Regions from separate parts of the Homo sapiens genome. Here region 2 is linked to region 1. A link is a contact called in ENCODE Hi-C data. All regions are on one chromosome and are shown on one strand. Each heading gives the region's core, a stretch centred on a gene start or an enhancer-like site at or near the end of the contact. The rest is flanking DNA. Distances are from core to core; before and after follow the strand shown. Region 1 overlaps ADGRD1 (adhesion G protein-coupled receptor D1). Region 2 overlaps SFSWAP (splicing factor SWAP).

Evidence for each region. A loop is a pair of places that touch in the nucleus more often than their neighbours do. Pooled maps may share reads with other maps.
Region 2: a pooled map shows a loop between it and region 1 (3-fold over the local background). The contact joins two enhancer-like sites. A Hi-C loop is called at or near these places in 7 of 37 single-sample maps with no recorded cell type and 7 of 50 pooled maps.

Annotation. Positions count from the first base shown.
Region 1 is chr12:131,092,217-131,096,027 of GRCh38, forward strand. All of the region lies in intron 15 of ADGRD1 (adhesion G protein-coupled receptor D1), which reads left to right. Among named protein-coding and RNA genes, the nearest start is that of LINC01257, 71 kb to the right of the region's middle. Within about 2 kb of position 1,280, at least 3 of the 41 ENCODE cell types and tissues checked have a DNase peak (open chromatin) inside an H3K27ac peak, as active enhancers do.
Region 2 is chr12:131,772,643-131,776,364 of GRCh38, forward strand. All of the region lies in intron 13 of SFSWAP (splicing factor SWAP), which reads left to right. Among named protein-coding and RNA genes, the nearest start is that of MMP17, 54 kb to the right of the region's middle. RefSeq lists enhancers at 794-1,419, 1,151-1,340, 1,420-2,044. Within about 2 kb of position 1,434, at least 6 of the 41 ENCODE cell types and tissues checked have a DNase peak (open chromatin) inside an H3K27ac peak, as active enhancers do.

The sequences.
Region 1 (3,811 bases), core at 30-2,529:
GGGACCGAGAGGAGGGCTCAGGCGTGCACTACTCAGCGTTTCTTGCTGAAGCCACACACCCAATGAAGGTGCTGGGCATGGGGACTGGTGCCGTGGAAGGCATTTGGGCCTGGCCTTAGGGAAAATTCAGCTGCACCTACTCCTGGCGCTTGTGTTCCCCGCTCAGGGTGTGCAGGCCAGGGAGGTGGTCTGGTTGTCTAAGGTGGGAGAGCCCCCGATATTGATAGACAGTCCTGCCAAGGCTGCACCCAGTGGGAAGGGCAGTGGTCGAGGAGCGTGTGGGAGGTTGGGAGGAGTCCCAGGGCCCGCCACGGTGCGCTCTTTCTTCCTGCAGGTGGCCACTTCCTCCCAGGCGGCCACTTCCCAGGCTTCAGGCATGGGAAGCGTCCCAGGCATGGGCACCTGCCTTGGGGTGGCTCTGACCTGGGGGGTGCAGGAGCCCTGTGCCAGTACAGGAGCACCTGGGAATGCCAGTCCCCGAGCACCCGCTCCTGGGGCCTGGTGGTCACAGGGAAAAAGCATTTCAATAGGACGGTCATGAACCGTGGTCTGAAGGCTGACTCTGGCCAGTGACTGGGCTTCTCCTAGCCCACAGAGGCTTAAATTTTTAAAAATTGGTTGTCAGTATTCCAAAACACAGACATTTTATCTAAAATTTGGGATTTCTTTTTTTTTTTTTTTAAATAAAACAAGAAGAGGAAGATGTGGCCACGCTGGGCTTCCCCCTCTGGCTGGAAACGATGCTGGAGGCGAGTGGCTACCACCCCTGCACTCAGGGCGAGGTCCCCAGGGCCCCCCGGTCCCCATGGCCTCCCCGTACCACAAGCAGCTGCCCCTCCTCATCACGTTCGCATCGCTCTTCTGCTTTTAGGAGACAGTGAAATGCTTCCTGCTCTTGTCTTGGTGGGAAAGTGACATATGCACTGAGAAGGACTTGGGTTAGAACTGTGGGAGGGAGGATGCTTGTTTTGGCAGCACAGTCCCACCTGGTGGTTATGTCTGCAGGCCCCCACTGGCCTCCTGAGCTGATGCCCTGCCTCTCAGGAGGCATTTGAGGTTGTAGTTTCTGAGTCAGAGGAGTCCGTGTCCTGAAACCAACTGCAGGCTTTTCTGGGCATTTCTAAATCTAGCTATGGGTGGGAAAGGAAGGGCACCGTGGGGGCACACCACGCCTTCCTGAGGCAGGAACGGCAGTGCAGCCTCCGCCCAGACCCATGGTTCTAGGCCCCGTGCCCCGCGGTTACCCAGCCAGGTGCAGCCTTGAGCCTCTCAGATGGGCCCTGGCTCCAGGGAAGGGCACAGGGCGGGCAGTGGCAGGGGCCTGAATTACACGGTGTTGCTGGGAGCTGTGAGAACCACTCTGAGCTGTATTTGCGGTCCCGAGGGTGTGTCACAGGCGGGACTGTGCCAACTGCAGTGCCGGCAGCCGCAGCATGTACAGCTCAAGTCAGAAACAGGCTCCCTCCACGGGGTCTCTGTGTGAATGTTAGCCAGACCACCTCCCAATAACACCTCCTGCATGCAGCTGGGGTTAGTAGTGGCCCCTCTGCCTCCCAGCCAGCTGGACACACAGGTCCCTCCCAGTGATGTGCCAGGTGGCCTTGGGCAGGTGCCTGCTCTGAGCCTCAGTTTCCCCGCTGTGACATGGGTGGGACCCTTTCCTTGTGGAGCTGTGGTGGTGATGAGGAGGCAGAAGTAAGCACAGCTCAGGCCCAAGCACCCAGCCTCAGCAGCACCCAGCCTCAGCACCCAGCCCTGAGCACCCAGCCTCAGCACCCAGCCCTGAGCACCCAGCCTCAGCACCCAGCGTCAGCACCCAGCCTCAGTCCCCAGCCTCAGCACCCAGCCTCGGCACCCAGCCCTGAGCACCCAGTCTCAGCACCCAGCCCTGAGCACCCAGCCTCGGTACCCAGCCCTGAGCACCCAGTCTCAGTACACAGCCTCAGTACCCAGCCTCAGCACCCAGCCCCAAACACTGCCTGACAGAGTGAAGTCACAGTGAGCCATGAGTATGAGGTCCCTAGGGATGTCCTGGCCCTGAGGACCCCTGAGAGTGGAGTGGGAGTGGGGTGGGGTGGAGCAGGCCTGGCTACTGCACCTGGGACTGCAGCCATCCCAGCATTGACCCGTTCATGGCCACAAGTCTCCTTCCATTCACTCTTCATAAGGAAGGTTCAGTCCTGTGGCTGTGGGCACCGGGGCAGGACGGTCTATTGCCCTGTTGATGGGGGTGGGGGTAACTGTGGAGGCTGGAGGGGCTCCAAGGAGAGGCCCCTCCACCCATCCCTGGACCCCTCTAATCCTGGAGGCAGAAGAGGGTCCTGCCTTGCCCAGGAGTAACAAGGAAGTTGGTTTGTTCAGCAGCGCCCCCCCGACTCCCCAAGCAATACTGTGGTTCACCAGTGTCTTCTGGCTGAGTGGGGAGGGCATGCATCCTCAGTACCATCCTCTTAGAGACCCAGAAAATTGTCACCATCCCTTCTGATTTCCCAGCCTGTGCAGTTCTTCCAGAAGGAGAGGGTGGTGGGCAAAGCCTGCTGGGTCCTTCTGCATGGGCTCCTTACCATTCCACCAGCAAGCCCTCCAGGTGCACGGGTGCACGCTGTTCCCGCCCCGCCTTACAGATGAGTTTTCCTGAGCCCTGTCCTGGGCTGCTGAGAGCTGGGCTGGGGATGGGAGCTGGGAGCTCACCCGGGGGAGGCGCAGGGGCATGCGTCCTTCCACCCCCTCCCGTCTCCTGCCCTACCCACCCCTTCCCATGCCCCTCCAGTCTCCCTCGAGACGCCCCCTCTCAGCCCCCAGGGCCCTCCCCTGTACCCTGTGGCCTGTGCCTCTCTGAGTGGAGAGCTGAGTGAGCCCTGGGAACAGGGCTGACACCTGCCACCCCCATCTCTCCCTTCAGTCCCCCCGACTCTCAGGCTGCTGGCCACCTGGGACATTGGGAAATGGGCCTAAGAGGTAAAAACCTGCACTTCGAGGTGGAGCAGCAGCCAGTTGCTGCCGGGACTCAGCTTTGCTGTCAGCTCAGCCCCAGCCCTGCCTGGGCACCTTGCAGTCCTGGGGGCAGGGAGACGTAGCTTCAAGGTTCTGAGGGTTCCACCCCTGCCCCTCTTGACAAATTCAATTGCCGTTGCCTCCTCCAACCAGACCCAGGCTGCTCCTTTTAGAGGAGAAGCATATGTTGCTTCATTTATTCCCTAATTCTCCTGAAGAAGTGTCTGCTCTGGAGTGTGCTGGGCTGGAGCCGCTCTGCAGAGGGAGCTGCAGCAGCCTCTGGGGTGGTCCTGTCTTGGGGGATCTTCTTTCGGGGCTACCCTCAGAATTGGGGTCTTACTCTGTGGGGCTGAGGGTGGGCCGGGTGACCAGGACTGGGAACATGGTCAGGGGCCAGACTGGACGTTCCCAGGGCAGATGGACGCATAGCCCGGCCGAGGGATCGGGTCGCTTTGCGGGGCAGCTGTGGGCTGCAAGGCTGTGGTCAGGGCTTGACGTCTGAAGCAGGCCAGGTTTCTGGTCAACACGTATTTTTTGTCATGAGTGTGTTGAATCTTGGGAATTAGAGTGGGGATGTGGGCCGTCTTTGAGAAGCCGCCAGCCCCCGTGTTAGGAGTGGGACAGGAGCTCGAGGGTTCTTTTTGGGACATACAGGAAGCTGGGGTGTCAGGAGACAGAGGGGTTCTGTAGGTTGAATTGTTTGTAAAGATGATACACGCATGTGGGAAAATGCAAGAACACAGAAGGCAGAGTGTGGAAACTGACGGTCACGGCCACCGTTCCCGCCTCCCAGCCCTGCCCAGAGCAGCGGCTTAGG
Region 2 (3,722 bases), core at 184-2,683, 680 kb after region 1:
CATATTACAATGCTCTTTTAGCTCTGCCATCTGGGAGTGGGTGTCTGTGACCCCTGGAGCCTCAGAAAGCCTGTGTTACAATCAGTGTTGAGTGTTAATCAGCTCAGTGGAGGGTCAGGGTGACAGCCTTTACACCCTGCCCTCTTGGTACCTGAGTTCTTGTCCGGCGTCCAGCAAGAATCAGGTCACACGAACGAATTAAAGGGTGGTGAATATGGAGGACTTTATTGAGCTGTGGAAGTGGCTCTCAGCAGAAAGGGAAGCTGACAAGGGGGTACAGCAGGAAGATAATTTTCCCCTGGAGTCTGGCCATCCCTCAGCCAAACTCCTCTCCAACATCCAGCTGCTTCCTCTCCTCTCTTTGCTCAGATGCTTTCTCTTCTGTGTGTGTCCCCTTTGTCTGGAGTCTGGGGTTCTTATGGGCACAGGATAGGGGGCAGAGCAGGCCAAAAGGCAACATTCAGGTGGGAAAACAGGGATAGTTGTCACTTTGGGCCACGGGTCCAGGCTTGAGTGTGAAGCCCTCACCAGTATTTCCCTGCCTCCTGCCTGTATCACATACATTCTCTCTTCATTCCTAGTGTGTGTTCGTAATCCAGGATGAAGAGAAGGGAGAAGTCTTCATTGAACCCCTTTTTTCATGCGGTCATTTACATAGTAGCAACAGACTGCAGGATGATTTCTTAGATTCCACAAATTTTTTTTCTTTTTCTTTTTGAGAGAGTCTCACTCTGTCGCCCGAGCTAGAATGCAGTGGTACCATCACAGCTCACTGCAGCCTTGACCTCCCGGCCTGAAGCACTCCTCCTACCTCAGCCTCCAAAGTAGCTAGGACTTACATGCACTTGCCACCATGCCCAGCTAAATTTTTTTGTATTTTTGGTAGAGATGGGATTTTGCTATATTGCCCAGACTGGTCTTGAACTCCTGGCCTCAAGCAGTTCTCCCGCCTTGGCCTCTCAAGATGCTAGGATGACAGGCATGAGCCACTGCACCCAGCCCACAAATGTTTTCAAGTTACTGATCTGCCAAGTTTACAATTCCAGTAAGAGTTTGAAAAGGAAATAGGAACTGAAACCTGCCTGTGTTTGCTGAATCTCTGCTGTGTGCTAGGTGCTGAGGTGCTTTGGGATATGCATTAGAAGCTTGCTTGTTAACCAGTGACCATGACTGCATTTGAGCTGTTGCTGTTCACACATGGGCATTTCCATCAGGACAGCACAGCCAGGAGGAGAGTGGCGGCTCCGGGACCTGGGGCTCAGGCGAGGCCTTGAGGAGCTTACCAGAATAGTGAGGGCCCACGAGGGCCAAAGACCCACAAGTGGTAAAGGACAGGTGGCCCCACTCAGGAAGACACTTTCTCAGGCAGAACCGGAATGACAATGGGAGGCCAGTTGTGGAGAGCCTGGGACGCCAGAATAAGTGAGCACGAGAGACCGACAGGATGAGAGCCGCATTTCCGCTGAGACAGTGTGGCTGCGGGGCACGGGGCGCTGGAGCAGAGTGGAGGCAGGGGTGGGAGGATGCACCTGGGCAGGACGTGGTAGGGCAGTGGGGCTGGGTGAAGGGATGGAGAGCAACGCCGCAGTGTTGGTTATCCCTTTCATAGTTAATGTAGTGTCCTTCACAAATAAGATTTCTTTTATTTTCAAATACAATCAGATACAAAGTCAGTCTGCTTTTGAGCGGTTTGTTTTGCCACAGTAGGAAATAATCGTTGCTGGTTCATGTGCTAATTTTGTTGCCAAATACTTCATCGTGACACAGGGGGACTAATCAATGTTAATTTCCAGTGTTACAGAAGTGGCCGGCGGTAAGCTGTTAATGCTCTCATAAATGACCATTTTTCAGAAGTTATTTGCTTTGTCCCGGACTCTACCTAAACCAATGTACGTCTGCCCCCCTACATTCAAACATGACTTCCGTTTTGATCATTTTTGCTGGAATATTAAAAATGCATCTCAAAGGCAGCTGTGGTTTCTGGGAAGCTGTGTTTGGCATCAGTCCTTGTTCACTTTTAGCACTTGAAGCTGAAAAAAGCAGTAATGTCAACATAATGAACCATCTTAATTCAGCCTGGCAGAGGTCACAACAGCTCTAGTTTTCACCTTCATGGTGAAGGATGATCGTGTTGTTGGAATAAATAGACCTGGACTTGATTACAAGTGACATTTGAAAGTGTTGATTCAGATTGTCCCGTCGCTTCAAAATGGAGCCCTAGTCTTTAAGCACAGTGGTGAGATAAGTATTATTAATGACAGGCATTAGTTAGGATAAAGGCAAAAAAAAAAGTTTGGAGGCTCAAATCATTAAGTTGGCAGTAGAAATATGAATAGAAACTCAGCTGGAGAGTTGACTCCTCGCACTCCTGTTTGTCTTGACTGTGCCTCAGATGGCGTCTCGCGCCCGTTTGGTTTTGTCTTTCACAGACGTTTGCCAGGGACCATGTTTTTCCATCTCCCCTCTGTTTTAACACAGCGCCTTACCAATCACACACCAAATTAGTGCAGTGATTTTGTGAGCGTGGAGAGAGTAAATGAGGAGAGTTCTTCACCAGAAAAAGACAGCAAAGACGTGTTTCTCTTCCTTCTCGTCACAGAACAAACTCCTTACTCGAGGGTGGAGTATGTGTCTCAGCTCTCCTTCTCTTCAGCTCTCTCTTTGTTTTCCTGGGGAAATCCCGGGCCTTGTTGAAAGGACCTGCAGCAGCTCTGACTTCCCGAACACTCACAGGTGCCCGTGTTGAGGTTCCCAATGGCGTCTTTCAGCCCCTGGGCCGGCTTGCTTTCTGCGCAGCGTGTGCTCCTGATGTAGAGGCCGTGGATACTGGCATTTTTTTAGTGCATCAGCTGATTTCTCTGGTGTCCACCCAGGGCTCGCCTCAGAGGATGTGCTCAGCTCGCAAACCTGTGTTCTTTGCTCTTTGCAGAATGGAAGCCCTCTCCCTTTCGGTGTGTATGGGAGAGGCCATAGCTAGGATGTTGAGCCTCTGAAGTTGTAAAGCTTACTACCTTTTTATTTATTGTATGTTTAATTTAAAGGATCATTTAGCATTGCTTGTGGGCAAATCCTGACTAATGCCAGAGTGGGGGTGTTCTTGGATATAGAGCTTGCTTTGTCATTGGACGTTTGTGTGTTAGAATTATGTAAGCAATAAAATATTTTAGCTGGGCACGGTGGTTCACGCCCGTAATCTCAGCACTTTGGGATGCTGAGGTGTGCAGTTCACTTGAGGCCAGGAGTTTGAGACCAGCCTGGCCAAAATAGCAAAACCCTTTCTCTACTAAAAATACAAAAAAAAAAAAAAAAATTAGCTGAGCATGATGGCACATGCCTGTAATCCCAGCTACTCAGGAGGCTGAGGCACAAGAATCACTTGAGGCCGGAAGGCGGAGGTTGCGGTGAGCTGAGATCACGCCACTGCACTCCACCCCGGCAACAGAGCAAGACTCTGCCTCAAAACAAACAAAAATAATAAAATATTTAAAAGTTTGACCTGAAAAATATTGTTACACTTAACAGAATTTTAAATGAGAAAGACCTTTTTGATAAGAACTGTCCCACAGTAAAGTGGATTTTTTTGCCAAAATGTCCCTGGAGATAATTTAGGCAGAGACTTAAAGATGAACCTCATAGCGGCCATCAGATCCCAAGGAGGAATTCATCCCTGCCCTCTTGCCCGCCGCACACCCACAACCAGGGAGGGGCATTAGAGAGCACAG